Regions from separate parts of the Homo sapiens genome. Here region 2 is linked to region 1. Evidence: chromatin loops called from intact Hi-C (ENCODE). Cell type or tissue: left ventricle myocardium inferior. All regions are shown on one strand. Links, peaks and the distances in the headings refer to the core of each region. The heading gives the core; the rest is flanking DNA.

Region 1 (16,226 bases), core at 4,526-12,525:
TTGTTTGTAGTCAAATTGTTTTTAAGATTTATCTATGCTGACATAATTAGCTCTTTAAAATACAACCTAAATCAAATACGTCAAAACATTACCAGCCTGGCCAACATGGTGAAACCATGTCTCTACAAAACATACAAAAAAAATTAGCTGGGCATGATGGTATATGCCTGTAATCTCAGCTATTCGGGTGGCTGAGGCACAAGAATTGTTTGAACCCAGGAAGGGGAGATTGTAGTGAGCCGAGATCGCGCCATTGCACTCCAGCCTGGGCAACAAGAGTGAAACTCCATTTCAAAAAAAAAAAAAAGTCAAAACATTAACAGCTGATAAATTTCAAATGAGGGCACGAGCATATCTGATATATCATTTCCTGTACATTTTTTTAGATTGAATACTTCAGAATTTTAAAAATGATAAATATATAAATATAAATTTTTTTAATTTTAAAGCCCTTTCAAAGATTCACCATTATGCTTAGGATACAACTCAAACTCCTAAAGATGGCTTATAACACTCTTCTCAGCTTCATTCTCCAGCATCCTGCTTTAGCCATATTGAAAACCTCACAATTCTCACCTCCAAACCTCTTGTCATCAACTCCCTCTGTCTTAACAGCCTCCCCACATCCCCACTCATTCTTTCAGATCTCAGCTTAGATATCCACTCTTCCAAGATGCCTTCCTTGAAGCCCTGGGATGTCAGGTACCACTCCCGTGAGCTCACACAGCAATCTGTGCTGTTTTTACTTTTACAACTGTGTAACTGCCTGTTTAATCTGTTTTCTTAAATTCCTGTGTACCTGCCCTCTCTAGGTGACAGACAGTCGACAACTGGAACTGTGTCTTATTCACCATGCGCCAATCCACAAGCCTAACATGTTGTAGAGGCAAGGCAACAAAGTACTATGCAAAAGTCTCTTACCGGCCAAAGCAAAAACTTGGGTACCACCAAGAGACAACCCAAGAATGCTTGCAAGTGTTTACAAATGAGAGCTTTTGTTTTTTCTTGAAGGTTAAGGGAACCACCATTTCTGAAATATCAGCATATATAGTAGATTTTAGTTATCCACTGAATGTAAAGAAAGATGAACTTACAAACAGTATGACAATAACAGCCTCTTCTTTCTTCTATTCCCAAAACCTCCACAGCAGAGCATCACATTAAGGAAAGCATTTGTTACCTGAATTATTATAATTTCTGAGCATCCCAGCTTTATTAACTGAACTCCAGGGCCCTTCTACCACTTAAGAATTCCCTAAATGTAAGATATTTCTCAACATCTGCTCCTAATTTATTTTTAATTTGCATTTATTCTATCCTATTTGTTGAAGCTGAAATTACTAATAGAGGATGGCATTATCTTCACAGCATCACATTAGACTACTCTTTAATTAAAGTTCCTCTGAAGTAGTTTTCCAAACTCTTTTAGTATATAGATTTTCTCTTAGCTGTGCAAGAGTTTTACCTTCATTTAAGATGAGATTAACATTACCTTTCTTTGCTACTTTTTCAAAGAACTGTTAATAGTATACTGCATAGACATGAATAAACCATCTCTTTTCTCATTTTCATCAACTTTTTCCTAAAGCATGACCCTTCTCTCAGAATATATATAGAAAAAAATACAGATCCTATTGCAGCTGAACTGAATTTGAAGTTCCCCATATAAACTGACCAAGAGGTACTGTGAGAAAAACAGCAGTAGTCAACTTCAGTAAGAAGTAGAAGTAACTGTAAACGGTTAAGAAATTGATCAAGAAAATTCTAGAGAAAAAGCTAATAACCGAAAGTGTTGAAAATCTGAATTACAGTACGATTTGAAAAACTACATACCTCATTGAAAACATAAAGCAAATCCCACCAAGGTGAAGTTTACATTGCGGCTTTATAGATACTGTTACTAAAAAGTCCCACAAAGGTGAAATTTACCTAGAGGCTTTAAACATACTGTTACTAACTAACAAATCCCACAAAGGCGAAGTTTACATTGAGGCTTTGCACACCCTGTTACTAACTGCTAACCACTTTTCACATCCTTTCCCCTGCTCAGTCTCCTCTTGTACCACTCTGGTCCAAGTCCTTATACTCCTTAACCTCAATTTTTTCACAACTCTTACCTGTTCCCTGCCTCCCCCTAACTCTGCTACCTTCCAAATCTATCTTTCCTGCTGCCAGCCAAGTTATCTTTCTGAAAAACAGTTCTGAGCTAGTCATTAACTCACCTAAAATCCTGTAGTGGCTTCTTACAGGGAAAGATCAAATAAACCCTGCTTCAAAAGGGCTTTCGAAATCTGACCCCAGCTTCTCCCATCATCCCCATTACCCCAGCCACACTCAGTTACCAGGGACAGACTTCAAATGCCTTGCTCTTTTCTCATCATCTGCAATGTTCTTCCCACACTGTCCACAGCGTTGCCTCTTACACATCCTTCAAGGCACACCTCAAATTCCTTGCCTCTTTCACGCTCTCTTACTCAAACCTACCCTCATTCCAACCAAAGCAAGACATCCTTCCTCCCTCCATGTGTCCCTGGTTTGTGTGGGGATGTTTATTGATGTCTTTCTTTCCAACTAGCCTGAGAGCATCTTAAGAACAGAGGTGGGTCTTGCTTATCTCTGAGCCCAGCATCTAACAATGAATGAACAATAACCATTTGCTGAATGAATGAGGTATGTATGTAAGCAAGTGTAATTTTTAAAACCATTAAAAGGCATAGCAAGTCTTTTTTTTTGAGACAGAGTCTCACTCTGTTGCCCAGGCTGGAGTGCATTGGCACAATCTCGTCTCACTACAACCTCTGCCTCCCAGTTCAAGCGATTCTCCTGCCTCAGCCTCCCAAGTAGCTGGGATTACAGGTGAGTGCCACCACGCCTGGCTGATTTTTGTATTTTTAGTAGAGACGAGGTTTCAGCATGTTGGCCAGGCTGGTCTCGAACTCCTGACCTCAGATGATCCACCCACCTTAGCCTCCCAAAGTGCTGGGATTACAGGCATGAGCCACTGCACACGGCCACAAGTCTTTGTTAAGCACTTACTGTGTGTGTGGAGACTAAGCTAAAGGCTAGCATCAGAAAGTCAGATGAAAAAAGGCATATAGACATACACAAGCCAGAAGGGCCACAAACAGAAATGAAGAGTGAACACGTGGGAAAGATTGATTCTGGCATGCAGATAGCACAGAGAGCAGAACACCTGGTGGCACTGATGCTGATGTTTTAAAGATGGAGGTTGCAAAACTGGGGACGCAGGGAGAAGGAGAACAATCAAGCCCAGAACACAAAACAAGCGAAGTCACAGAGGTAAGAAAAGGACCATGGGCAGTCTTCACCTGGTGCCCTCTGCCTCCTTCATGGTGGTTTTTGGGGCGAGGGGGAGGGTGGGGCAGTGCTGTTAGAAAGTAGGATGGTGGCCATGAGCAGTGTCTCACGCCTGTAATCCAGTATTTTGGGAGGCCAAGGCAGGCGGTTCACTTGAGGTTAGGAGCTCAGGACCAGCCTCGGCAACGTGGTGAAACTCCACTTCTACTAAAAATACAAAAAGTAGCCAAGCATGGTGGCAGGCACCTGTAATCCCAGCTACTTGGGAGGCTGAGGCAGAAGAATCACTTGAACCTGGGAGGCGGAGGGCTGAAATTGAGTCACTGCACTCCAGCCTGGGCAATGGAGCAAGACCCTGTCTCAAAAAAAAAAAAAAAAAAAAAAAAAGAAAGAAAGAAAGATAGGATGGCATGAGACTTCCCTAAATGTCTCCCTTAGACATATATGCAGAGAGACCCCCTCTCTGAGCAATCTGCCTTGATGCCAAGGCCCTCAGAATAAGGTATGTCTGACACCAAATGCCCAACAAGGCTGCCCTGAGACAGCAAGCATATGCATGTGTTCCGAAAACACCAACACTCTTCTAATTTACAACACGTTACGTATCTTGAAAAAGCGTATGCAAGTTCAAATAATTCAAGTCAACTCTGATTTTTCTATACAAACTATCAAAATGGGAGTTAATATATAATTAAGGGTCTGATATGTTAACATTATAGAACTGGCCATTGATTTCACATGTAAAAACACAAAAGTAAACCTTTTTATATTTGCTAATACGGCATTTTCTAATCACCTAAAGGAACTAGATGAGGTAACAGAGTAAACTAGAACACACACAGTTTTATTTATGAGCCCCCCACCGAAAAAGCTGGGCTTTAGGGTAAGTCCAGGAGCCTTTAACACTAAATAAGATGGAGATTCATCCTCCCACCCCTGAGACAATATTTACATTTTAAATTTTAAAAGATAATATAATTTCAAAACTGGCAATATAACAATCACTTTAAGAAATTGGTCATATACAACTTAGGACCAAATGTTGTTTTAAAGTCTATTTGCTTCGGGGTATTTTATTACTTTTATTTTGCAGTTTCTTAGTTTCAAATAAGAAAAGGCTTCCTCCTGTTTCATGAAAACTTACTCCACATATGAACATGGCCAACCTCTGCACCAAAGTCTCTGTTCTAACATAGATTACCAGCCACTCACACCTTTCCAGTGGCTCCCTTTTTGATCCTTAATCTTAAAACTGCCTGAGGAGCAGGTCTCATTAAATTTTGAGATGTGATCTCAAATACCACACAATGATATACAAAGAAGCAATTCCGTATCTCAAGTCACTCTGAAGGTTATTTTATCAAAGAAGAAATAAAGATCCCTTCCTGTATCTTCAAAGAGGTAAAAGATTAAAGCTCAAAAGACAGGTAAATAACCCCAAAGATCTGCAAATAACTCAAGGTCTATAAAAGGTTTGGGGTTTGTTATTTGACTTGATTTGGTTTGGTTAACTGAATATAAGGATATCACAAGAGGCCGGGAACCATGGCTCATGCCTGTATTTCCAGCACTTTGAGAGGCTGAGGTGGGTAGATCACTTGAGGTCAGAAGTTCGAGACCAGCCTGGCTGACATGGTGAAACCCCATCTCTACCAAAAATACAAAAATTAGCCAGGCATGGTGGCACACACCTGTAGTCCCAGCTACTCATGAAGCTGAGGTGGGAGAATCACTTGATCCTAGGAGGCAGAGGTTGCAGTGAGCTGAGATGGCACCACTGCACTCCAGCCTGGGCAACAGAGCAAGAGGAAGACTACGGCTCAAAAAAAAAAAAAAATCACAAGACTTTTGGGCTGTTTTTACAGATCCATAGGGAAAATGCTACGGTGGTCTATGTCACTTAACTCTTTAATTCATCTTCACATAAAAATCACTATACATCTTTTAAAATTCACTCATTTTAAAGAATGGTAGGCAAATTATTTCAAAAGCAAGCATAGTTATATTAAATATGTCACCTATTTAGAATTAAAAAACAGGGAGGCAAATATTAATACATATATAATACATTTCTCTAACCACCCCCCCTTAAGATAAGAAAACTAGCATAGAGGTTGAATGTGAGGAGTTTTTTTCCCACCATGATTCAAAAACACGTCTGTCTTTGAAATAATGTAATAGAAAATATACACAATACATTTTTATAATGAATGCATCAGCGGACTCTAAGCTGATGCATTCCCTAGAAAAAGAGTTCAAGATGTGATGTTACACTCACAGCAAGAAGACCTTGAACACACTGCAGCAATAACTAAGGAGCGCAGTGGAGAAATATGTCGGCACTAGATATATTGGTATCATCTTCTGGTTCAATGGGCCAAAATAAGAAATGCACCAGGTTTCATCACTCTCCTGACCCACTTTCCTCACTTTTAACTTCACCCAACACAACCCAAACTCTTCAAAATACAGTGTAAAAGAAAAAATGCCCAACATCATGAAATCTATTATCTTTTCAAATTATTTAAAGGGAAGTGTTTATAAGTAGAAATAATAAACGTTGTAGCTTTCCTTGCTCCTCTAAAATGCAGATCATTTTCACTTTGGTTCTATGACTTTTAAACCTGCCTTCCTTGTCTATAAATTAAGAGCACTAAAGAGAATAGCCCACAGAACTTGTTAAAACTCCAGATGCTGGGACCCCACCCCACATATCTGAGTCTGGACCCAGAAGGGTGGTTCTGACATAAAGCTTGAATTAGGAACTCCATATGTGAGAAGCTCAAAACCTAGTTTTCAAAATAAAAGCATGTGCATAAATCTACATATTGACTGGATCAATGTTAAATAACATGACTCACACGTAGCCTTTGAGGGGCAAGTGAACAAATCAATTAGTATCAACCTCAAAATGTTATTTCCTGCACCAAAAATCTTTTGCATATAAATATTGTATACCAAAATCTTAATTAGAGAATGGAGTTGAAGAAATTTGCAAAAATTAAGACTATGAAATTAAAGAAAAAGATCTAAAGAGATCATACTTTTGAAATTATACAGATGTGTTAATTTCAAAGCTGTACCACTTTAGAGACACAAAGTCATATTTTTTATTGGATTCCTCTGCTACATCAGAAATGCCCTTATATGCTTTTCTCTACACTTTGAAAAAAGATTTTGTTCCATAATTAAATGTTAAAAGGATTGAACTGAATGTAACTAGCCACCCGTCCACATACCAAAAAAGGCTCATTCGAAAATATTCACACAAAAAATGTGACTCTCATGCTCTATGTGTTGTTGAGCTCCACTGCTATGAAAGACAGATCTGCATTTTTTTTAAACTTAATTTCTTAAAAGTGAAGGTGAGGTTATACCACTGTAAACCTTAATCTTAGCTGCCAGATGCGCATACACAGACATTTCCCTTATGAACCGGGCCAAGAGAATGTGCTTCTGATAGAAGAGCCCCACAGGATATTAATAAACGTCAGGTATTTGGTTGTTTAAAGGCACAAATGCAAAGATTGGAAAACCACATGGATGCTGGAAACTACCTGCTTCCTGGAATTGACATGTGCAAATCCAGTGTCACAGGAAGTAAAAGCGAAAGGACTGGGACCTGGTTTCAATTTCTCAGTCCAAGAGCCATCATCTCGAGAGTAAGTATACATTAAGAACTCATACTGCCTCACATTTCAAATATTGAAATAAGTCTATTTATTATTAAACAGTTAAGGCATATAAAAAGATAAAAATATAACATAGTAAATGTCTATGCCTCCACACAATTTAAGGGGAGAAAAAAAAATCCAGCCAATGCATCTGAAACCACTTCAGCAGAGTACCCTTTCTCCATTGCTTTAGATTAAATTTTAACTAATATTTACAGCTGCTCAAATAGTCTTGCATGTTGACTTGTTCCCAGAAAAATCATCATATCAGCATCTAGTTCAAACTTCTGGGTACAAATAAGGTTCAATAAAATTGAGTTCTCTGTTCTGTCTATATAATTAACGTACTTCCTTTGCTTAGAATCATCCTCAGCAATTCACGTTTTCCAGTCGGGAATGGATCTCCTCTAAAAGTTTCACAACCATAGTAACAGGTCATGAGAATCACATTAATACAAAAAAACTTTCTCATGATTGCACTACTTCAGCATAATGAGGTAACAACATGGAGAATATCTTTACAAGCAGGACAAGAATAGCTGCCCTTCTCTGCCAGAGTTGAATTTCCATCAGGGTTACTGTCTATCACTACAAATCCCCAGGGCTCATGGAAAAAAACAAACCTGCTCAAAGACCTCCCTTCAAAGCACAGGTATTCCAGCCAAGGAAAGCTTCAGGAGAAACAAAAAATGAACTATTTTTTCACAGTCCCTTGAGCTGTTTAGAAAAATCCCCTCACAGATACTGCTTTAAACATAAAAGAAAGAAATAGACCGATGACTGCCTAAATACAACTTAACCACTGTCTTTCCTCAAGAAAGGCCTCAGAAAGATAAACAAATAAGGTAATCCTCCTCAGAATTTTCATAAAATTGAATCTTGTTAAGCAAGTTTACTTTCCAAACATAGCAGATTTTCAGGAGGCTTGCTATAAATGTAACCTGGTATAATATTTCATATTTAATAATTTGTTTTATTTTTATTTCACTGGTCTCTCTTTGCTTCCTTCCCCTACACTCCTCAACCAACCCTTTGCTTCCTTCCCCTACACTCCTCAACCAACTCTTTCAGTACCACAGATACCTATCTGGGCATCGGACCAGGACCTACACTGTGCCAAATGTCAGTCCTTATGAAATCCACTACCTTTTTTTTTTTTAACTTCAGCTCGTTAAAAGCCTTGAGCAGTAGTCAGAAGAAAAGAGAAAAAGGAATTCATGTCAGAAACACATTATCCATTTCTCTATCTTCCACCCAAAGGACTGTTTGTCCTCTGGTATTTTCCCCTTTGCTAACTCAACAGAGAATGACAGAGACTAGAGCCAAAAATCAAGAAAGGATGCAACTGGCCCAGAAGCAGTAGGCTGTGTCTCTTACAATTGGCCTTCCCTTGTCAGGGCTCTGAGATACTAACCTGGGGTCCAGAGGAGCTCTACCTCACAGTCCAGGGTCCCACCCCTGAAAACTACAAAAAAAGAGATAGAAGAGCTGTATAAATACAATTAATACAGTGCAAAATGTGTAAGGGACAGAATTAGGCACAAAATGAAGAAGAGTCACCGAGCAGCAATGGAATAAAATGTCTTGTGAGTTAGGAGACTGGGCACTCCATAGAGGTCAAATGCAGGGTTTCTAGAGTCAGATCATCTGAGTTCAAATGCCAGCTCTGGCACTTCCAGACTCTGTAGCCTTTATCATTGAATAAACATTTATTGCTCACCTATTATGAGCCAGGCATTGGGCTCAGTACCAGGGATGTATTGGTCCCTGCTCTTGGGGAGTTAATTAAAGTGCAGCAGTCCCCAGCCTTTTTGGCACCAGGGACCAGTTTCATGGCAGACAATTTTTCCAAGGGATGAGGGGGATGGTTTTGGGATGAAACTGTTCTACCTCAGATCATCAGGCATTAGATTCTCATAAGGAGCAGGCAACCTAGATCCCTCGCATGTGCGGTTCACCATAGAGTCTCACTCCTATGAGAATCTAATGCTGCCGCTGATCTGACAGGAGGCAGAGCTCAGGCGGTAGTGCTTGCTCAGCCACCACTCACCTCCTGCTGTGCCACCTGGTCCCTAACAGGCAACGGACTGGTACCAGTCCAGGCCCTGGGAGTTGGGGAGCCCTGTTCTAGTGGGAAGGCTATTAATGAACACACAGTACCAGAAAAGGTACCAGAGAGTGCTAAGAACAACACAGGGAACGTAAATACAGAGATGCAGTCAAGAGTGACTGGGAGAGCTACTTTCTAAAGTCAGCAAGGAAGATCTCTGAAGAGGTGACATTAGGCCTACATCTAAATGACAAGAAGGAACCAGCCAGGCAAAGATGGAAGAAGAGAGATGTGCAAAGGCCCTGAGGAAGACACACTGGGCCTTTGGAGAAATAGAAAGAAGTCCAGTGCCACAAATCACTTCAGTATGGCTCACATTTATCATCTGCAAAATGGCGGTTGTGAGGATTAAACTGTTAGCACCACATCTGCACACAGAATGTGTTCAATTAGTGTAAGTTGCTAGAATCGTCATCATCAGCAGCAGCAGTGAGATGCCATCATTGGAGGTGTGCAAACAGAGACTGGGTGAGCACATCACAGGAATGGCTGGGTTATAGGGCGTTTAAGGTTCCCTCAACAATTAGATCCTAAGATTAGACAAGAAGAGAAAATGCAAAGGAAGAAATGATAAAATTGTTACACACAGGCTTCCAGCCCAAGGTCGCTTGAAGAACACATTGAATTATCCAAAAATGTGAAGCTTGCCCAACTATTTCATTCATCAAACAGTTCTTTCCCAGCTGAGAGTCTATAATCCCAAACTGTCAAGAACTCCACATGGAGCCAGCTGACACACTGTCCTTAGCCCTGAGGTCTACTCTTTCTACAGGGCTCTGGGATAAAACCACAACAACACTGACAGCAACAGAAAAGGATGACTTATTCTGTGTTACTAGCTTTAATGTATGTTAATTATTGAATGAAATAGCAGTGAGGATATTCTTCGATTGTATATGCATCCCAAACCATTTTATTATTTCATGTTTAAAATGTTCCAAGCAGTACTTTCTGCATCACACACTCTACTGGCAATAAATTTCACTTTTTAAAAATTCTTAGTCTTGGCCTATTGTTTCAAAATATTTACTAACTTGTTGAACTTTCTAAAGCCTACTAATTAAGGCTGTTAATAATACAGTACTTGATGATGAACTTGGCATATGTGCTTTTAAGTTAGAGAAAGACAGGTCTACTTTTACCCAACACCAAATCCTTGGTCATTATAGATCAAATTCTTTCCAGTTCCTTTCTAACACTCACCCAAACCCAAGGCAAGTATACTACAACCATAAATAAATACATGGCTTTGTATTTATGAAACTACTTCATTACGTACCCTTGACAACTTCCTATTTCTGTTTAGATGGTAGAAATGGCTTTAAAATTATAAAATTTAAAAAATTATAATATTCAAAATGGCATGAAACAAAGTAATACTAAGTGAGGACAATAAAAATAATCACAATAACTTAACATAAAATGCATAGACATTTTTATTATGCCAATTTAATTATGCCAGCCTTTTGGATTGTCCAAACTCGAGGATTTGGAGAGCAGAAACCACACTCTCCGTCCCCCCACTTTCATCCAATTTCCCCCCAAAAAAGAAACCTGGAAGAGCAGATGAGGATCAAAATTTTCCTAAAGGAAAGTATTCCCTTTTAAAAAATGGAAAAGCAACCAATTTGGCATACAGCATGTAGACAGAGGATCTTTAAAATACATATATGATATGTAGACAATTCCTATGACTTAATCTAAACTAAAAATCTCTTAAAATATGTAAGTTTTAGAGTACCATGAAATATTACCTCTGTATAGTAAGCATTTGCCTTAAAAGAATCAAAAAAAGTCCCTTAGAGGAAGCCAGATTGGGACTAATGGGTCCATTCAAATCCAAATTTATCTACTGGCTTTTGCAACATAATTCAGCCAAAAGAATGTGATTCATATCTGAGCTATGTAACAACTAAATTTTCAGTGTGTTTTGAAGTAGATGCCACCACAAAAAAAGTAATAGTCATAACCTTGGCATCTAAACACTCTAAGCAATTTGATAATCTTTAAAAATATAAGAACTCAGTAATGTGGGTTCATTGAAGAACTTTAGAAAATATAAATCAGCAAAAAAAAAAGTAATAATCTCAAATGCCAAGATGACCACTATTAACATTTATTGTATACTTCACTAAATTTTTAAAAAACATTTTTCATATAAATGACTTCATATAATACATACTTGTTTACTTACTATATCAAGAACACATTTCTATATTCATACACACACACACACACACACACATCACACACATCTGTATCACTTTTTATGAATGCTTAATCTTCTACTTTATGGATATACCCTAATTTAGTTACCTCTACTGAGATCATGTATGATCTGTTCAGATGTGCTAGAGTAAAGAAACAGAATAATAGGTTTAAACAACTATTTCCTAAAGCTATTTGACCATAACATCCTTTTGTGAATTACACATTAACAATCCTAGAACTTTTGATCTTTTCGAAATACTTTGGGAAATAATGATCTAACCAATTCCTAATATTAGATTTTCATGGTGTTTACAATGTTTTCTATTATAAATGATACTGTGATCAATTTCTTGAGTGTACCTTTTTATGTATTGCCTAGGGAAAAACTCTAGAAACAGAATTACTCAGTTAATTGATATGCATGTGTTAAAAACATGTTATCATTTTTGCCAAATTGTTCTCCAGCAATATTTTAGGTTCATCAGCCTTTTTAAAAGATAATTTTAAATTAAAATAGTTTGGGAGTTTATATGTTCATTATATATACACGGTATTTCTGAAATTAGATAATTACTCTTTTATGGACACGGCTAAAGTACAAGTTATAAATATCAAAGGTCTTACTAGAATGAAGGCTGACTCAGAAAACTATTTAGGAATATACCTCCTCACAATTTATAGAAAATGACTAGTATGGAGACATTAAATCGTCTCTCTTCCATTTTCCTCTGTTATATTTACATATGTCTGAATATGTATTCCGTACTCCTAAGATGATATTAATAATCCCTTACATTTTTGTAGTACCTTATACCACTAAAACATTTAAAACAAAAAGAATTTTACAGGAAGAGAACATCCTCAAAGCATATTTTAAAACAAGATATTAAGCTATACCTTCAAAAGACCCGTCAAGCTACACAATAGTTGCTACATATTTACAGCCAAATCTGTAATAACTAAAATCTTTATCAATCAACCAACACCGGTATCATGGAGGAAAATGTGTATTTTAAGACAGTTAATTTAGATCTTATTTTCACTGTGTATTTCTACAGTTTCACATAATAAGAAACAAGCTCCTAACAGAACATAAAGATGGTTCACACAGCAAAAACAGGCTTTGGGTTCCTTTTTTGTCTTTAAAGTGACACTGGATGTAATTTTATACCTCAAAGTAACTTTTCAAAGTTACTTAAGTATAGTGTTCACACTCAGGGTGGAGTTCTGTGTAATTTTCAAGGCTGAGAAGTGTTCTGCCTGTTCAAAAATATCTCCCCTTTGAGTTTGTCTCAGAATCATATTTGAAGCTTTTTAAAAATACAGAAATTTTTATTCAATGGGTCTGGAATGGAGCCAATGCATCTGCGTTTTTTAAAACTCCCCAGTTGATTCATCTGTACAGCCAGAGTCAAAAAGCACTCGGTTATATAAAAAGATTGGAGGAGGGGGTGGTATCCTGAGGACCCCAATTTAACTGTTCGTGTGAAAACCATGAATCTGTCTGAGTCTGGTTTATTAGATTACCTAGGTGAAAATTTTACCTTGAGAAGGCTCATAAGATATTTCAAGGTAGGACACCTGTTGGCCTATCAATGGCTATGAACAGGGATGGGGGTGAGGATATATGGTAATGAAATCAAACTGTGAAAGATCTTTCCTGCCAGAAACTGTGGCACTTCCTACATTAAGCATATAATCCCTTCAATTTCCAGAAAATAGAAAGAGAAATGTTCGGTCGTATTTTATTTTAATGGAGTAGTCTTCCAAATGAACAACCTTTAGCTACAAGCAGCAGTTTCACTAAGCACAAAATTGGGTTGAGAAAGGATAGGACACTCAGAGATATTATACCTTTTACATATACCTTTTACAAAATTATAGTCATTTGTCAGAATTCAGTTTCTTAAAAGAACTTCACCTCCAAGAAGTTCTTGCAAGAACAATGCAAATCAATCCAAGAAACATAGGTTTTCTAAATACATAAAAATCCATAGCTTTCTTGAGCTTCCTTTACCTACCAGATCTGGACTTAATGATATCACTGAATTCGTTCTGCCCATTGTCAGGACTGGCTTCATGTTCTCCATACTTGGCCATCTTGCCAGAGTTTCAAGATAATCCAAAAACTTTACCAAGTCCTCTTTCTAAGGCTTTCAACTTCCTACGATGGTTCAGCTTGACATCAATACCTAAAAGGAAAAGGGAAAGTACTGACTTGAAAAAATGTATTTATATATTTTATATAGTTATTCGTAGTAACTATTCATTCACCAAATATTTATTGAGTGCCTACCACGTGTAAAGCACCAAGCCAGGCAATGGTGTTATGACTATGAACAAGAGACATAGCCTCTGCCATTACGGCGCTTATGCACACTAAGCAATTAATTACATAATGAATTATTTCATTACAATACTGACAGACTACAAATCATACAAAGGAGAAGCACAGAGTATTAAGAGCACACAGCAGAGGAGTCTGACCTGCCCTGGGCAATTAGAGAAGGCTTTCTTGAAGAGACATTTGAGCCAAGCCTTTAAAGATGACAAGAATTTAATTAGCCAAAAAGGGAAACAGAAAGAGAAAAGGTAAGAGCTTCCTATGTGAAGTGGCAGAAAGAATCATGGAGCAGTCAAAGAATGGAGCACAAGCCAGTGTTTCTGGAAAGAAGACAGCCAAGAGACAAGTGTACCTGTTGAACCAGGTGAAGAAGCTGGGCAGGACCAGGGATAGGACCATGGAGAACAGGTCAAGGGTTTGTGTCTTTATCTGAAGAGCAATGGGGAGCCAGTAGATGGTTCGAAGGAGGGAACCAACATGGTCAAATTGGCCTTTTTAAAAGATCGTCAAGGGACGGGCACGGTGGCTCATGCCTGTAATCCCAGCACTTTGGGAGGCCGAGGCAGGTGGATCACGAGGTCAGGAGTTCGAGACCAGCCTGGCCAGCACAGTGAAACCCTGTCTCTACTAAAAATACAAAAAAAAAAAAAAAATTAGCCAGGCATGGTGGTGTGCACCTGTAATCCCAGCTACTCAGGAGGCTAATGCAGGAGAATTGCTTGAACCTGGGAGGTGGAAGTTGCAGTGAGCTGAGATCACGCCACTGCACTCCACCCTGGGCAACGAGAGTGAGACTCCATCTCAAAAAAAAAAAAAAAAAAAAAAAAAAAAAGACGATTGTGGCTTGTAGGTAGACCACAGTAATATGTGGGGAACCAGTGAAGACTATGGCAGAATATAGCAAAATGCAAATTAAGGAACCTAGCTCATGGGTATATGAATGCTGAATGAAAATTTCTTGCAACTCTTCTGTATGTCTGAGAATTTTTTCATAGTAATATGTTGGGGAAAAATTCCTAATCTTAACCAAGTGATCAAAATTCACATAACCAATCATGGGGCATCATGCAATTGAATGGAAAATCACCACATCATCTACACAATATCCTTGCCAAGATGTTGAACGTGAATCTTCTCATGAGCAGACAAATCTAGACTGTGGCTAGTTTTCAAAAGAAATGGCCTGGTTTCTTCAAAACTGTCAGCGTCTTGAAAACCAAAATTACCTGGGAGAGGGGGAGCTTTGTGAATTAAAGGAGACTAAATAGACATGACAATGAAATGTAATCTTTGATTGAATTCAGAATTTTAAAATAAAACATTTGAGGATCATTTGAAAAATCTGAATTTGGACTATGTATTAGACAATATTATTGTATCAATGTTAAATTTCTTTAACATTAATTATGGTATTGTTGCAGGAGAATGTCTTTGATTGTAAGAGACATGTGGTGAAATATTTAGCAATGAAGTGTGATGGTATCTTCAACTTAAGTTCAAACAGAATAGCATATATCTGTCTATACTGATATAGGTATATTTAGGTTGATATATGTATGTAGATGTATATATGCATACACACAGACAGACAGAAAAATGCAGTAAGTATTGTAAAATAAGTGGGAAAACTAGGCCGGGCAAGGTGGCTCACGCCTGTAATCCCAGCACTTTGGGAAGCCAAGGCAGGTGCATCACCTGAGTTCAGGAGTTCGAGACCAGCCTGGCCAACATGGTGAAACCCCATCTCTACTTAAAAAAAAATACAAAAATTAGCTGGGTGTGGTGGCAGGTGCCTGTAATCCCAGCTACTTGGGAGGCTGAGGCAGGAGAATCACTTGAATCCAGGAGGCGGTGGTTACAGTGAGCCGAAATTGTGCTATTACTCTCCAGCCTGGGTGACAAGGGCAAAATTCCATCTCAAAAAAAATAAAGTAAGTGGGAAAACTTGTTAAAGGGCATCTGGGTCTAGGCGAGGTGGCTCACACCTGTAATCCCAGTACTTTGGGAAGCTTAAGCGAGAGGATTACTTGAGCCCAGAAGTTTGAGATCAGCCTAGGCAACATGGTGAGACCTTGTCTCTACTCCATGTAAATAAAAATTTTAAATAATAAAATAAAATAAAATAAAAAGGACATCTGGGTGTTTATTGTGCTATTCTTTCTATTGTAATATTATATGCAGGAAACAAGTGTGGTCTAAACAAGAGTAGATAGAAAGAAATGGGTGAATATGTGGGATATTTAGATATCAAAGAAAGTCAATAGGATTTGGGAATTGATTGGATATGAGAGATTCATATCCAATGTGCAAAATGTGCAAAATGACTCCCCAATTTTGGCTTAGGCAATTAGGTGAAGTGTGAGTCATTGAGCTGGGCAACACTGAGGATAGCAGGCTGGGAGAAAGGAATCATCAATGTGATTTGGATTTGCAGAGCTTGAAATGCCTCTGAGTTATATAAGCGGAGATGACAAAAAGAGAGTTGGGCCCAGCATGGTGGCTCATGCCTGTAATCCCAGCTCTTTGGGAGGCTGAGGCAGGCAGATCACTTGAGGTCCAGAGTTCAAGA
Region 2 (16,226 bases), core at 4,351-12,350, 140 kb before region 1:
AAAAGGACCTCACGTGATGAAATTACAGTTTGGATTGCCTCACTTAATGAGGCATCATATTTAAATAAATTGGCAACGTCTTACCAGAAAATCCAAGTATTGTTCAAATGAAATACCAATAAATTTATCTGTTAAAGACTTGTAAAGATACACTATTGCCTTTGTGCAAAAAGAAGCAATTTTGGGAGGTTTCCAAAACTGTTGTTGAAATTCACATATTAATCTACCGAAAACACTGAGATATTGAATCCTACTAGGTGAAATTCTCAAACTTTACTATGCACATGATTTTTCTTACATTGCAAATTCACTGCATCCCTCCCTCACCTAGATTTAGGTAGTGGGTAGAGCCTAGGAATCTACATTTTAACAAGCTCCTCAAGTGCTTCTGAGAAGAAGTCAGTGGATCACTTAATAAGATCAGCTCCTGTGTGATATGGTTTGCCTGTGTCTCCATCCAAATCTCATCTTGCATTATAACTACCACAGTTCTCACATTTTTTGAGAGGAACTTGGTGGGAGGTAATTGAAGCATGGGGGCAGATCTTTCCCATGCTGTTCTCATTATAGTGAATAAGTCTCACGAGATCTGATGGTTTTACAAAAGGGAGTTTCCCTGCACAAGCTCTCTCTCTTTGCCTGCCACCATGCATGTAAATCGTGACTTGCTCCTCCTTCCCTTCTGCCATGATTGTGAGGCCTCCCCAACGATGTGGAACTGTAAGTCCATTAAACCTCTTTTTCTTCCCAGTCTCAGGTATGTTTTTATCAGCAGCATGAAAATGGACTAATATAGTAAATCGGTACCAGTAGAGTGGGGTGCTGTTGAAAAGATACCCTAAAATGTAGAAGTGACTTTGGAACTCGGTAACAGGCAGAGGTTGGAAACATTTGGAGAGCTCAGAAGAAGACAGAAAAATGTGGGAAAATTTAGGGTACCTGTGGAAGAAATTTCTAAGCAGCAAAGCATTCAGGAGATGACTTGGGTGCTGTTAAAGGCATTCAGTTTTATAAAGGAAACAGATCATAAAAGTTTGAGAAATTTGCAGCCTGACAATGCAATAGAAAAGAAAATCTCATTTTCTGAGGAGAAATTCAAGCTGGCTGCAGAAATTTGCATAAGTAACAAAGAGGCAAAAGTTAATCACCAAGACAATGCGGAAAACATCTCCAGGCATGTCAGAGGTCTTCACATCAGCCCCTCCCATCACAAGCCCAGAGGCCTAGGAGGAAAAAATGGTTTTGTGGGCTGGGCTCAGGGTCCCCGTGCCTTGTGGCTAGGTACTTGGTGCCCTGCATCCCAGCTGCTCCAGCCATGACTAAAAGGGGCAAAGGTACAGCTCAGGCCATGGCAAAGGTGCAAGCCACAAGCCTTGGCAGCTTCCATGTGGTGTTGAGCCTGCGGGTACACAGAAGTCAAGAATTGAGGTTTGGGAACATCCACCTAGATTTCAGAGGATGTATGGAAACACGTGGATGTCCAGGCAGAAGTTTGCTGCAGAGGTGGGGCTCTCATGGAGAACCTCTGCTAGGGCAGTGCAGAAGGGAAATGTGGCCCAAACAGAGTCCCTACTGTGGCACCACCTAGTGGAGCTGTGAGAAGACGGCCACTGTCCTCCAGACCCCAGGGTGGTAGATCCACTGACAGCTTGCACTATGCACCTGGAAAAGCCGCAGACACTCAACACTGACCCATGAAAGCAGCCAGGAGGGGGCTATTTCCCGCAAAGCCACAGAGGCAGCACTGCCCAAGACCATGGGAACCTACCTCTTGCATAGGCGTGACCTGGATGTGAAACATGAAGTCAAAGGAGATCATTTTGAAGCTTTAAGATTTGACTACCCCACCGTATTCCATACTTGAATGGGGACTGTAGCCCTTTTGTTTTGGCCAGTTTCTCCCATTTGGAACAGATGTATTTACTCTTTGCCTGTGCCCCCATTGTAGCTAGGAAGTAACTAACTTGCTTTTGACTTTGCAGGCTCATAGGCGGAAGGGACTTGCCTTGTCTCAGATGAGACTTTGGACTGTGGACTTTTGAGTTAATGCTGAAATGAGTTAAGACTTTGGGGGTACTGTTGGGAAAGCATGATTGGTTGTGAAATGTGAGGACATAAGATTTGGGAGAGGCCAGGGGTGGAATGATATGGTTTGCTTGTGTCCCCATCCAAGTCTCATCTTGAATTGTAACTCCCACAATTCCCACATTTTAAGTGAGGAACCCAGTGGGAGGTAATTGATTCATGGGCGCAGGTCTCTCTCTTGCTGTTCTTGTGATAGTGAGTAAGTCTCACGAGGTCTGATGGTTTTAAAAAAAGGAGTTTCCCTGCACAAGCTCCCTCTCTTTGCCTGCCACCATCCATATAAAATGTGGCTTGCTCCTCCTTCCCTTCCACCATGATTGTGAGGTCTCCCCAGCCACATGGAACTGTAAGTCCCTTAAACCTCTTTTTCTTCCCAGTCTCAGGTATGTCTTTATCAGCAGTGTGAAAACGGACTAATACACTGTGCTTCCAAATCTTGTCATTATGCACAAGGAAGCTGGGGACTGCAACCAGCCCCATCCATTCACCCCAAGAGCTGAAGTAAAGGAATCAATACCTGGGTACTCCTGTAGCCCACACACTGTAGAACCCCAACTGAGAAGTACAATCAAAGGTAGGTTTTTCTACCCTTCTGGATAAAGAATGAGAAAGGACATGAAGAACAAGGGCAATATGTAATTGGGTCTCAGACCACAGGTCCCTCAGGATTATCCAACTTTACAGCACTCTTACCTGTAACTGGTCTTCTAGGATAGCTGTAGCACTCTCACCACTGTTTTCATCAACAATGACCACCATGTGAGTTAGTGAATTTACTTTCACCTGTTCAGCCTCAAGATCACTTTGCAAACTCTAGAGAAAAAAATTAAGATAAACCATTATTTCTACTTTCACATTTACCTATTTAAAACGCACTCAGTTGTCAATAGTAATTAAGGACAGTTAATGAGGCATCATATTTAAATTTCCAATCATTACCCTAACTGTTCTACTAATGAAACTAATCCTATTATACATCTTTACATTCCATTATCAACAAAGGCAGTTTGAGGATGCAGTGTTATAACAGACTGCAAATGGAGATATCACCACTTTTATTCAAGTTCTGGCCCTCCCTCAGAATTTATAGCATAAAGGAGTTGAGTGTCCATACTAGGAATTAATACAAAAATGTAGAAGTGGTAAAGCAAAAAAGTCCAGAGCTTAAATAAACCAAGTCAGAGATCATTTTATCTAGTGTAGGACAGTATAAAGAGATAAGTAGAATGCTACACGATAGTCAAAAGTTACTCTGATTAGCTACCCAATAAAGCAGTTAAAGAAGTATGGACACCTTAGATTCTCTCGCCTTTTCCATGGGAAGAGCATAGTCATTGGATACATGTGTATAGAAAATTTATAGGCTGGGCATGGTGGCTCACACCTGTAATCCCAGCACTTTGGGAACCCAAGGCAGGCGGATCACTTGAGGTCAGGAGTTCAAGACCAGCCTGGCCAACATGGTGAAACCCTGACTTTACTAAAAATACAAAAAATACAAAAAATTAGCTGGGTGTGGTGGCACACGCCTGTAGTCCCAGCTACTTGGGAGACTGAGGTGGGAGAATCACTTGAACCCAGGAGGCAGAGGGTGCAGTGAGCTGAGATTTTGCCATTGCCCTCCAGCCTGGGTGACAGAGCAAGACTCCATCTCAAAAAAAAGAAAGAAAGAAAGAAAATTTATTTAAATACTATCAATAGTGTTCTCAAATGCTTCTCAGAGTTGTGTTTAATGTATTCCTAAAGTTTTACATATTAGTTACCTCAATGTTTCACTGATCAATAAAAGTCTTCAATTTACAGAGAGCATATTTTATTCTATCTTTCCTTATCTTGACTATGAAAAGTTTATCTCCTAGACTTGTGACCAAATTAAATTGCCCACCCAATTTTGGTTCCTAACTTAATGCCTGACGCTTTCCTGAATCATAGACGAAGAATTTGCTCTTCACCCACACACCATGTGAACGCCAACATGCTTGGGTTCTTAGCCACTTAGAGGGCCAAAAGAACCCTTCTCCAGTTGTATGAAAGCTATGTACTTTCAAAAGAAAACTGCACATCACATATAAAATTTTACCGTGCCCTTTTATCCCTGGCTCAGAAAAGTCTCATCTCTATCAATTCCACCCTGTGAGCTGCTAAATGAAGACAACCCTGAAGAAGTGTCCCAACTTCATGTTAACGATAGATGTCATCAGCCTCTGAGATGCTAAGTGCTGCTCTTTCATATTTGATAAGGTATCGAAGAAATATGAGACAGATTTACTTTATGTTCTTCTAGCAGCTTTTGTAGAGATTTTACATCATCATCCAGGGGGCAAGTTTCCATCTTCTGAATGCGCTCCTCTGTGAGTGTTAACCAGGCGGAGAGCTGCTGCAGTTGCTTCTTCTGCAGTTCCATCAGCACATCGTGCAGCCTGTCCGTGGGGAACACAGCATTATTCCTACAAGCCTTTTCCCTTTGCAAAGTCAAATATACATTCTGGGCACCGGAGATACAGGGCAAGGGAAGACACCCTTGTCTAAACATTCAAGGTAGCATTTAGTCTTTAAATATAGAAGCCAGGAAAGTAAACTTTTATTTTGTCCTAAATGGAGTTCATTAAATGCAGACAAAGAATGCAAAAAGCAGCACCCTGTATTCATATCAGAATCATTGTTTCTTCAATCAGGAATTCCTGCTTATTAAATAGGTGGAAGTGGCAATGAATGCAGTTTGCTCCTTAAGACACAATACATGAAATAAAATAAACCATGAGAAAGCTTTAAAATAAAAGTCACAAAATGGAAAAGTAGATCAATACTCCATAGTCCTGTCTTCACACCAAGTTAATGTTTAGCTAATCTTAACATTGCAAATAAGTAACTGCCCCTATGAAATGTCTTTTCCTTTTTTTGGAGACAGTCTCACTTTGTTACCCAGGCTGGAGTGCAGTGGCTGAATCTCAGCTCACTGCAATCTCTGTCTCCTGAGTTCAAGCGATCCTCATACCTCAACCTCCCAAGTAGCTAGGATTACAGGCATGGCCCACCATGCCCAGCTAATTTTTGTATTTTTAGTAGAGACGGAGTTTCGCCATGTCGCCCAGGCTGGTCTCAAACTCCTGGCCTCAAGTGATCCATCCGCGTTGGCCTCCCAAGTGCTGGGATTACAGGCATGAGCCACCATGCCTATCCTCTTTTTCCTTTTTGTTAAATTCTGTATTCCAACTTTTATCTTTTGGTGTGGCTAACACATCAAAGGGGAAACAAAGATCATGCAGAATTCCAGCAATATTACCCGTAGAAAAGAGTCTTACTTTTCCAAGGCAAGTTCTGTAATCATCTCGCTTTCACAGACATGCAGACATCTACTAGAGCTCAACTGTGCAAAGCAGCCTGTGGAATTAAGTGCATTTCTTGGCTTTCCACTCACCGGGACTGTCTGTCCATACTCTCCACCCTAAGAGCCTCCCATCTAGCATTCAGCAGGGTCATCTGTTCCTGAATCTCAAATTCTTCTTCGTCTGACAGAGTTCCTTGTGTTATCAGTTGGTTGCCTGCCTGCAGGACGCTGCCCACACTGCTCTGGTGTGCAGTCAGTTCCATCATAAAAGCCTAGAAAGGGACATTGTTATAATTTGTGAGCTACTCAGTGCAAAAAAAAAAAAGGAAGACTGAACAAATTGCTAATGCCTAACCTAAATGTCAGTGATGCAGAAAAAGGTAGCCTAGTAGAGCGCAAATAAAATAGACATTGACCACATTTTTTAATCTCTGAAAATAGGAATAAACACCTGCCATAAGTTAAAAGAGAAATAGCTCAAAGCAAGCAATGATGCATCTGATAATACCAGCTATTTTAAAGTAAATGCTGACTATGCTACTCATAGATCATGAACATGGAATTCTAAATAAATAAAATAAAAGGCTGGGTGTGGTGGCTCACACCTATAATCCCAGCATTTTGGGAGGCTGAGGCAGGTGGATCACCTAGGCCAGGAGTTCAAGACCAGCCTGGACAACAAGGTGAAACCCCGTCTCTAACTAAAAACACAAAAAATTAGCCGGGCGTGGTGGCACATGTTTGCAGTCCCAGCTACTTGGGAGGCTGATGCAGGAGAATCACTTGAAGCCAGGAGGTAGAAGTTGCAGTGAGCCAAGATTGTGCCACTGCACTCCAGCCTGGGTGACAGAGTAAGACTCTGTTAAAAAAAAAAAAATTATAAATATATATATATACACACACATATACATATACATATATAATATATAAATAGATTATATATAAAAATATTTATATATTTTATTTATATATATTTATTTATATATTTTATTTATATATAAAATAAAATATATATTTATTTTTATTTATATATATTTATATATAAATATATATTTATTTATTATATATATAAATATATATATAAAATAAAATACCATACTCACCCAAGAGGAACTGTTTAAGAGATATTACCACTTATATTATTTTCTATCCAAAACAACAAATAAGATCTGTCAATTCACATAACTATACAAAAGAAAAATTTAACCAAAAGAAATCTCCATATAGTGAAATTCACTATGCTGCAATATAGTATGTCCTCAAAGGAGCAGGAAACTTTTATGATATGAAAAAATACAGGAACCCTGGGTATGACATTTGCTTAATCATGCAATTAAAAAGAATAATCATTTCCTAGGGAACACTCAAATCTTAAAGATTTGGTGTATTGGTTCACTCGTTTGCTTTTGAAATATAACAATGCACTTCAGAACTGAGCAGTACTATGCAATGATTTTCATCAGTGGCTCTCCAAAACACACAAGGAGACTAAAATCTAAAATCTAATTCTGAGGCACAGTTTAATCACCCATACCAATTTTGTGACAAAGCACTATTTAAATATCACAGTTCCTGAAATAAACCATTGACCTTTCCAAAGAACAGAATTCAGTAGATAACAAATAGGAGAGTAGAGTCCCTGATTAAGGCTCAGGTCCCGTGGGGGACACACCCTGCTAAGAAACTACAGATATTTACTTCATGGGTTGCAAACTGGTCTTTGACTTCTTCAACATCATCAGAAATATCATCCTGCTCCTGGAAAGTGTCCTCAGCAGAAAGCAACCAGGTCAGCACTTCCTCCAACGCAATCTGATAGCTGTCCAGATCCATGTCAACCTCAGTGACAGTGCTGGGAGTTTCAGCTCGGGGACTCTCATGCTCCTCCTCAGGCGCTGTACTCTGTAAAAACAAAGCCAAGAAAAACCCACACTAATCATCAAAGCAAGAGGTGTTCAGCAAACTCACACTGTATGGCGAACCCAAAGTACCCACCACTCTGTCTTAGGCACTAATCCAATTCTCAGGAGCCAAATGGGCACTGCCATGAATGAGTTAGAAGCATTGAGTAAGTGCACTAGGGTAGCAAAGAGTATAAAAGCAGCATGCACTCATGAATTCTGTACTCAAGGAGATTCTAATATAGTTAGGGACAGAGAACCCACATGAATCACTTCTGAACAGAAATTGAAGAACAGCTATTAGAAAAGTAAATGCCATGGTCCCAACAAGGCATGATATTTGAGTTCAACAAAGGCTAAAACAGGAAAGTTTCGTAGAGGAGCTGGAACGTGTTAGGCCTTTTCTGTAATTTAAAGAAAAAGAAAGGTGAGAATTCTGCCTTGACCCTTAGGTAAATTGCTTTTGCTGAACTGCATTTTAGCATTGCATTTTAGACACTAAAAGACAGCCACACAGGCTGCTGTACTGATTGTATTTTTCTTAGGCAGTTGCCCTCTGGTTTATCTGATGGCCTTTTAGGGCTCATGGAATAAATTTCTATCAACCTCTTTCTAAATAACTGAGTATTTCCATATATACTTTAAGAGCTTATAACCAAATTGACTCTCCCTAGTTCTTTTGTTCCCTTTCAGAGCAAGATTTCTTGAAGACTTGCCTACATTCTGTCTCTACTTTATCAACTCTCATGCATGATTTTTAAGTACAATATTTCAAATGTACAGAAACGTATAGAGAACAATACAAAAAATGCTCAAGTATTTAACAGCTATGGTTTGTTAACATTCCCTTTAACTTCAACTTGCTATTTGCCCCATGACTCAACTGAAAAGGCTTTTACCAATGTCATCAATAACCTTCCCATTGCCAAACGGACCTTTCTAGCATCATCTTCAGGGTGACCATATAATTAACCAACAAACTAGAGTATTTTTGATGATAACTGTGCTCAAACAACAAATCCAAACCAGAACTGTCCCAAGTAAGCCCGGAGAGCTGGCCACCCACGTTCCTTGCTTCAGACCTTGGTAGCACTCCTCAAGGCTGAGCAACTTGAGCTTTCAGAAGCTTGTTTCCCTGCTTCTGTGACACTGCCCTGGTTTCCTGCTGGTTCAACAGCAGCTGCTGACTCATAAGTAATGAATCTCCTCAAAATTAAGTTCTAGGCTCTTTTTTCTCCCCACTGTATACTGTGTCTGAGTAATCTCATCTACTCCTATTGGATTTAAAGAACATCTAGAACCACCTAGGAGTCTGGATTCCAAACTCTCATATCCCACTATTTTCACATCTCTACTTCAGCGCCTCCTAGGCATATTAAACCATGTCCATATTCAAAACCTTTACTTTCTTCCAAAGCTTGTTCCTCCTCAGACTTCTCCAACTCAGTAGATGGCTCCTCCCTGCAACTAGGTACTCCAGCTACAAACCTGGGAGCCAGCCCCAGCTTCTCTCTCCTTCATCTTCCACATTTAATACATAAGTAATTCTGACCTTCCTTCAAAACTTCGCTCCCTCTCCCTCCCCCTCCCCCTCCCCTCTTTCCACGGTCTCCCTCTGATGCCGAGCCGAAGCTGGACTGTACTGCTGCCATCTCGGCTCACTGCAACCTCCCTGCCTGATTCTCCTGCCTCAGCCTGCCGAGTGCCTGCAATTGCAGGTGCGCGCCACCACGCCTGACTGGTTTTCGTATTTTTTTGGTGGAGACGGGGTTTCGCTGTGTTGGCCGGGCTGGTCTCCAGCTCCTGACCGCGAGTGATCCGCCAGCCTCGGCCTCCCGAGGTGCCGGGATTGCAGACGGAGTCTAGTTCACTCAGCGCTCAATGGTGCCCAGGCTGGAGTGCAGTGGCGTGATCTCGGCTCGCTACAACCTCCACATCCCAGCCGCCTGCCTTGGCCTCCCAAAGTGCCGAGACTGCAGCCTCTGCCCGGCTGCCACCCCGTCTGGGAAGTGAGGAGCGTCTCTGCCTGGCCGCCCATCGTCTGGGATGTGAGGAGCCCCTCTGCCTGGCTGCCCAGTCTGGAAAGTGAGGAGCGTCTCTGCCCGGCCGCCATCCCATCTAGGAAGTGAGGAGCACCTCTTCCCGGCCGCCATCCCATCTAGGAAGTGAGGAGCATCTCTGCCCGACTGCCCATCTTCTGAGATGTGGGGAGCGCCTCTGCCCCGCCACCCCATCTGGGATGTGAGGAGTGCCTCTGCCCGGCCGCGACCCCGTCTGGGAGGTGAGGAGCGTCTCTGCCCGGCCGCCCCGTCTGAGAAGTGAGGAGACCCTCTGCCTGGCAACCGCCCCATCTGAGAAGGGAGGAGCCCCTCCGCCCGGCAGCCGCCCCATCTGAGAAGTGAGGAGCCCCTCTGCCCGGCAGCCACCCCGTCTGGGAAGTGAGGAGACCCTCTGCCTGGCAACCGCCCCGTCTGAGAAGTGAGGAGCCCCTCCGCCCGGCAGCCACCCCGTCTGGGAAGTGAGGAGCGTCTCCGCCCGGCAGCCACCCCGTCCGGGAGGGAGGTGGGGGTCAGCCCCCGCCAGGCCAGCCGCCCCGTCCGGGAGGGAGGTGGGGGGTTCAGCCCCCCACCCGGCCAGCCGCCCCGTCCGGGAGGTGAGGGGCGCCTCTGCCTGGCCGCCCCTACTGGGAAGTGAGGAGCCCCTCTGCCCGGCCACCACCCCGTCTGGGAGGTGTACCCAACAGCTCATTGAGAACGGGCCATGATGACAATGGCGGTTTTGTGGAATAGAAAGGGGGGAAAGGTGGGGAAAAGATTGAGAAATCGGATGGTTGCCGTGTCTGTGTAGAAAGAAGGAGACATGGGAGACTTTTCATTTTGTTCTGTACTAAGAAAAATTCTTCTGCCTTGGGATCCTGTTGATCTGTGACCTTGCCCCCAACCCTGTGCTCTCTGAAACATGTGCTGTGTCCACTCAGGGTTAAATGGATTAAGGGCGGTGCAAGATGTGCTTTGTTAAACAGATGCTAGAAGGCAGCATGCTCGTTAAGAGTCATCACCACTCCCTAATCTCAAGGACCCAGGGACACAAACACTGCGGAAGGCCGCAGGGTCCTCTGCCTAGGAAAACCAGAGACCTTTGTTCACTTGTTTATCTGCTGACCTTCCCTCCACTATTGTCCTGTGACCCTGCCAAATCCCCCTCTGCGAGAAACACCCAAGAATGATCAATAAAAAATATATATTAAAAAAAAAAAAGACTTATCTCAAATCCATCCAGACCTTTCCATTTCCACAACCACACACATCCATCTTCTGAACTGGAATACCTGCTAACAAGTGTCTTTACTTTCCTGTTTTCCCCCACCCAACACTCTCACCTTCACAATCCACAGTCCATTTCTCACACAGCAGCCAGAATGATCTTTCAAAAATGTAATGCCATCATAAGACGTACCTGCTGAAAACCTTTCACTGGCTTTCCCAATGCTCTTAAGATACAATTTAAAATTCTTAACACAGTTTACAAAAATACTGTGATAGTAAGAAACCAAGATAGAGTGACAGAAAGAGAGAGAGAGACAGAGAGTTGTATTTTGATAGATTAATCAGAAAAGACTTCTCTGAAAAGGCTCCATTTAAACTGAGGAAAAATGTGCAGGCTGCCATATAATGGTGGGTGCAGAAGCATTTAACAGAGGGGAACCTGCATGAACAAGAGTCTTGGGGGAAAAGTCCACTCTAACTGCAGGGCAGAGTAGCAGAGGTAGGCCACAGCTTGTAAACTATAGGAGAAAATGAAGTCTTTAAATAGCATTAGGAGATATACCTAATGCTAAAGGACGAGTTAATGGGTGCAGCACACCACCCGTGGCACATGTATACATATGTAACAAACCTTCATGTTGTGCACATGTACCCTAAAACTTAAAGTATAATACTAAAAAAATAAAATAAAAATGAGTATGAAGGCTGCAATAAAATGAAAACACACACAAAAGACATTTTGGAGGAAGGCTTGAAGAATCCAGGAAACTGAATATATGAGTTAAGAAATGAACCAATCAGCACAGAGTCGAAACAGTGGATAATTAAAAGACAGATGGTGCCAAAGACAGAGAAAGAAAAATGAGTTAAGTTATGGACAAAAAATCCTAAAACTGTAGAGCTAAAATAACCCCTGGAGATCATTTAGCTCCAAACCTCTATACTATAATGAGAATTTCTAAGAACCAGGAAAGTTAGTGACCAGCCAAAGGTCACTGAGATAGGCACCAGCATCCATGAGGTCGAGAAGGAAGGCACTATCTAAACACAAATGTTCAGACGGTATTAATTCGAACACATGAGGAAACTTTCAACTGACGGATATTTAAAGAGAAATGCAGGAATTATTCATTGACCACCAGCGTATGTTTGTAGAAAGAACAGGGCAGAAGAAGTCTGACTATTAGGAGAGTAGCAGATGGCAAGCTATGTCAGAGAGATGATTAAAACTTGATCACATTTTAGTTTTCAATTAACGTAATTCAGCCTCTAAGACACTAATGAAAGCTTGCAAATGAAGAGGTGTTAATACACTTGCACTTAATCAAATAGCAAATGTTTTCTGAAGTTCTTATCATGCCACGCTGAGCCCTAAACAGAAGTGATTATTTTATCTACACATCATGAAAAGTAAATGAAGTCTCCTTCCTTTTTAAGAGAGAAGGCCCTTAACTATAAGAACTAAATAAAATATCTCCTCCTTCTAACAAAATGCAATAAGGAAATGAATCTAAAACCCTGTAACAAACTCAGAAGATCATCTGAGCCAACTAAAAAGGTGCATCATTAATGTAGAATAATAACTATACTTTTAGAGGCAAATACTTCCTAGCATTTTTTTCAATTATAGTAAGTTAGGAATTTTCCTCAGCATCATTTGATATTCACTACAAAAGAGAGCCCTGGGTTCACAATCAGGCCTCATTTCTCAATCCTTTCTTTTCAGTAAATTTTTTTCTTTTTCTATAAATCACACTATTTTTGAAACGGGGGAAATAAAAGGATGGGTACATATTACCCAAAGAAAATTTAAAAGAATAAGTAAATTCTCTGAATCTCAGAGGATGGAAAAAAAAGATGCTATGTCAATTCAAGACTAGTATCATAATATGGGAATTAAATAATATTTTTTAAAGAAATCTGTTAAATGAGAATGCCAAAACAAATCAAGAAGAAAAATGATAATAATGATAGCTGTTGCTTGTTGAGTGTTTATTAATGTCATTTTAGATACTTTGAATTCATTATCTTTATGAAGTTGGTGGTTTTAACCACATTTTGCAGACAAAACTGTGATTGAGAGTTTAAGTAACAACCCAAAACAAGTAGCAACAGGATGAATTTAAGGTCCATCCAGAGAAGCTTTCTTTCTCTCTGAAATGTAGTTCTTATAATTTTGAAATCTACATGTATGTCTTGGTTGCTTGGTCACTAGAATGTTGAACCAAGTGACTTCTAAGGTCCAATTCTTAAGATTCTCTCATCTTATGAATTACAAGGACTGGCTAGACTAAAACAGAATGAGATTAAATATGGATTGATTCAAACAGTAGAACTAAGGAAGAAAATAAATTATGATTTTATTTCTCTCTTTAAAAATTCATTTATATCCTGATGAATGAAATCATCGTAATCCCTTCATGAAAAGCTCACCAAGTAGTTTACCATACATTACTCCTCCTAAAGGAAAGGGAAAATAAGGCTTACATTTTGATAGCCCTTGTGAGATATATAATGGAAAAAAAATCTTTTCTCAATGGCAAAAAAAGAAAGACAATTAGTACTTAGAAAAAAAACTAGGCTGATATGAGAAAAACCATCTTTAGCACATGACAGAAATAAAAGCTGGCAACCAGATGATGTGAAAACATAGATTCCCAGCATGTCATGCAGCAGCATGAGCAACAGCCCAGTTTTGCTGGGTGAAATAAAGTATTTTCCTTCTTAATAAAGTCCATTGAGTTATGGTGTTCTATTACACACATGTGACAGAATGCTAACTGCTAAGCTGAACTTCTTATGCAAATGTAAGCTGAGAAACCAAGATGTTCTCAGTCAAGAAAAAAACCCTCTAAAAGTGTTTTTATCTAGTACCTAGGAGAAAACAAATACGGCAAGCCAAACATCTTAATAAAATGTTACCTGTACCTGTATATTAATTGCCTCTTCTTCACATTCTTTTTTATATTTCCTTGGGAGTGTCTCTACCTCACGGATGGCGTCTATGGTGACTTGCTGAGGTAGCACCTCAAACAAAGATGTTAAATACATAATTATGGATTTCTTGTCAGGAAGCTGAACGGCAACATCTAAAAGTGGAAGAATATAAGAACCAGCTTAAATTAGGTGTCCAAAATATGTGAATTGCTCAATATTAGATATAAAATAACTCTCCTTAGTACCCATAAACAATACCTAATATATAATCTTTGCAATACCAGTAAATTGCCACTTCATAATATATGAGACAAAGGCAAAAGGGATTACTTATTTTTGTTCAGTATCTCATTTTTTAAAGTCTTCCCTAAAAGCCTCCCCAAAATGGTCAAAGATAAGCTACCATATGTTACCATTTAAGATAAAGATACAGACTTTATTCATACTATGAAAATAAGTCTAGAATTCAATCCTGCAACATTTATAACTAAAGTCTTTACATCACATGCAAGATGCTCACATAAAAATGCATTTTATTGGACTAACCAGATACTGAATTTATCTAATAATTACATTTTCTTAAAACTTTAACTCTTACTTAATTTAGATTAACTATTGTCCAGTGCTGTAGTTAAATTTCTACCTAAAAGATCCCACAAACTGCTAAGTACAAAAGTATTAATAAGTGTCAGTAATAAAATGACTCGCACCTATACTCCAAAAAGGAAAAGGTTCTTCAAGTCTCATAATTCATTTTTAAAAGGACAAAGAAACACTGCTTTTCAAGAATGCAAAACTGTAAAGCAAAATCAAGGTGGAAATTAAATACTGGACAATACCTTCAGGATCTAACAGCTTTTCAATTCCCAAATAAGTTTGAGCCTTGCTGAAGGCATGTTCAAGTCTCTCAATTGGTGACATTTTGACAACTTTATCCCAGCTGAAGAGATCAGGTCTGAAAACCATGCAAATAAAATGCAATGAAGATGAAATATGTGGAAACAAAGTAGGCATTGTTATAATCTAATACATTTTAGTTTTAGATTATTTTTATTTGTGAGGTTTTTTTGAGTTTATTTTTATATCCCAAAGGCTTGTCAAATACATACTTGAAATTAATTCACAAATATGAAAATAACAGATAATACTTTCCAAGGGTCTTGTATTAGCTAAATAGGACTGCTATTTTCTGTGGTAACCATTAAGACTAGAAGTAGTATATAATGTTTCCCAAAGAGTAGAAGAAGAAAAGGGGGTAAAGGGAAACCTACCGATACAAAAAGAGATAAGAAAGTAAAAAAAAAAAAAACCACAGAAAAAATAAGAAAAATGAGCAGCTCACACTATGCGGTAAAAATGAACCTAAATATATAAATAATCATAATCAATGTTAATGGACTAAATTCTTCAATTAAAAGATCAAGATTAGCAGAACACAAAATCTAGCTCTAATCTGTTCTCAGGATATTCCTAAAACAAAAGCCTTGGAAGAGTTTCCCTCCAATCCCCTGCTTCCATGCTACTACTATATTGTCTAGGACTGTATTTCATTTCTATCTTGATTTTCTTTTAATCTCACAAATTGGACATTATTGTTGCTTTGACTTATCCAAAAGTTAATCATTTTCTTTATTCTGTGTCTGTTCTTGCATGTTAGACCCACCCACCTTCTGGGATGCACTTCCCCCACTTCCCTCCCTGAATTCATCTCCCATTACTCCCCCCACTCAGGTCACTGCAGCCACTGCCCTCTCCGATGCCAAGTGCCTCCTCTGCTCTTGTCTGATGTATTTTCCTTCAGTGTGTGTACATTTCTATATACTACACAACTTTATTATTGTCTTGTCTCCCTCTGTTGGAACATAAGCTCCACGAGAACTAAGATTTTTGCCTGTTTTGTTCTCTGCTGTATACCCTGTGTCTAGCACATAAAAGGCACCCCACACGTATTTGTTGAATCAATTAATTAATAAATGGAATGGTATATTGGCTAAAATTCTACAGTTTCTTGATAAAATCCCTTAACCAACTAAAAACCTAGGGCAACCTCCTTTAACCTCATAAAAAGTGTACCAAAAAAGCTACAAAAACTATCATTCTTATGGTAAAACACTAAAAGCACTCCTTTTATTATCAACAACAAAAATTCTGCCCACTATCACCAATTCAAATCAACATTGCATTGAAGGACAAGGCACAATAGAGAACAAAAAAGAAAACAGAAGAAATAAAAGGATCATAATTCTAGGACATTCTAATCCCTCCTCCTCCAAGAAACCTACAATCTAGAGACAAACTTACTAAAATTTGTAAGAACTGATTAAGTTTCCAGATATAAGACGTAGAAAAGTCTATTGCACTTTTATATACCAGCAAAAAAACATAGAGGAAGTGAAATTTGAGAAAAGTAATCATTTACAACAATAAAATATAACAAATTTTGCCTTTGGCATTTAAATCCCTGATCCATGTAGAAATTATTATTTTTTTTTTAGTGTGGTGAAGTAAAGATCCAATACATTTATTTATATATGGGTAATCAATTGTCCAAATCATCTATTAATCTGCAATGTCAGCTCAAGCGTATATCAGATTTTCCTGTGTAATGGAGCAATTTCTGAGTTCTTAATTTTATTAGGTTGAACCATATGAAAACACCATTCTTATATAGCAAAAACACTCACATGTCGGCAATTTCATATGGTTCAG

The links. A loop is a pair of places that touch in the nucleus more often than their neighbours do. Peaks named below come from ENCODE experiments on the same cell type or tissue, not always from the same donor. Only the 100,000 strongest peaks of a DNase experiment are listed, where the experiment ranks them.
Region 2: a loop joins it to region 1, with 1.9 times the contacts of the local background. A loop is called at or near these places in 22 of 110 quality-filtered maps.

Annotation. Positions count from the first base shown.
Region 1 is chr6:144,289,016-144,305,241 of GRCh38, reverse strand. UTRN (utrophin) reads right to left here. Exons shown (of 75, transcript NM_007124.3): 2 at 13,335-13,505. The coding sequence starts at 13,413. Among named protein-coding and RNA genes, the nearest start is that of UTRN, 12 kb to the right of the region's middle. In left ventricle myocardium inferior, for the core only: no CTCF peak of the experiment used is centred there; a DNase peak (open chromatin) is centred at 8,091; H3K4me3 peaks cover 882 bases; H3K27ac peaks cover 4,248 bases.
Region 2 is chr6:144,427,024-144,443,249 of GRCh38, reverse strand. UTRN (utrophin) reads right to left here. Exons shown (of 75, transcript NM_007124.3): 8 at 14,357-14,472; 9 at 13,509-13,669; 10 at 7,112-7,315; 11 at 5,504-5,685; 12 at 4,355-4,505; 13 at 2,779-2,898. Among named protein-coding and RNA genes, the nearest start is that of SNORA98, 29 kb to the right of the region's middle. RefSeq lists an enhancer at 9,128-9,630. In left ventricle myocardium inferior, for the core only: no CTCF peak of the experiment used is centred there; no DNase peak of the experiment used is centred there; H3K27ac peaks cover 4,172 bases.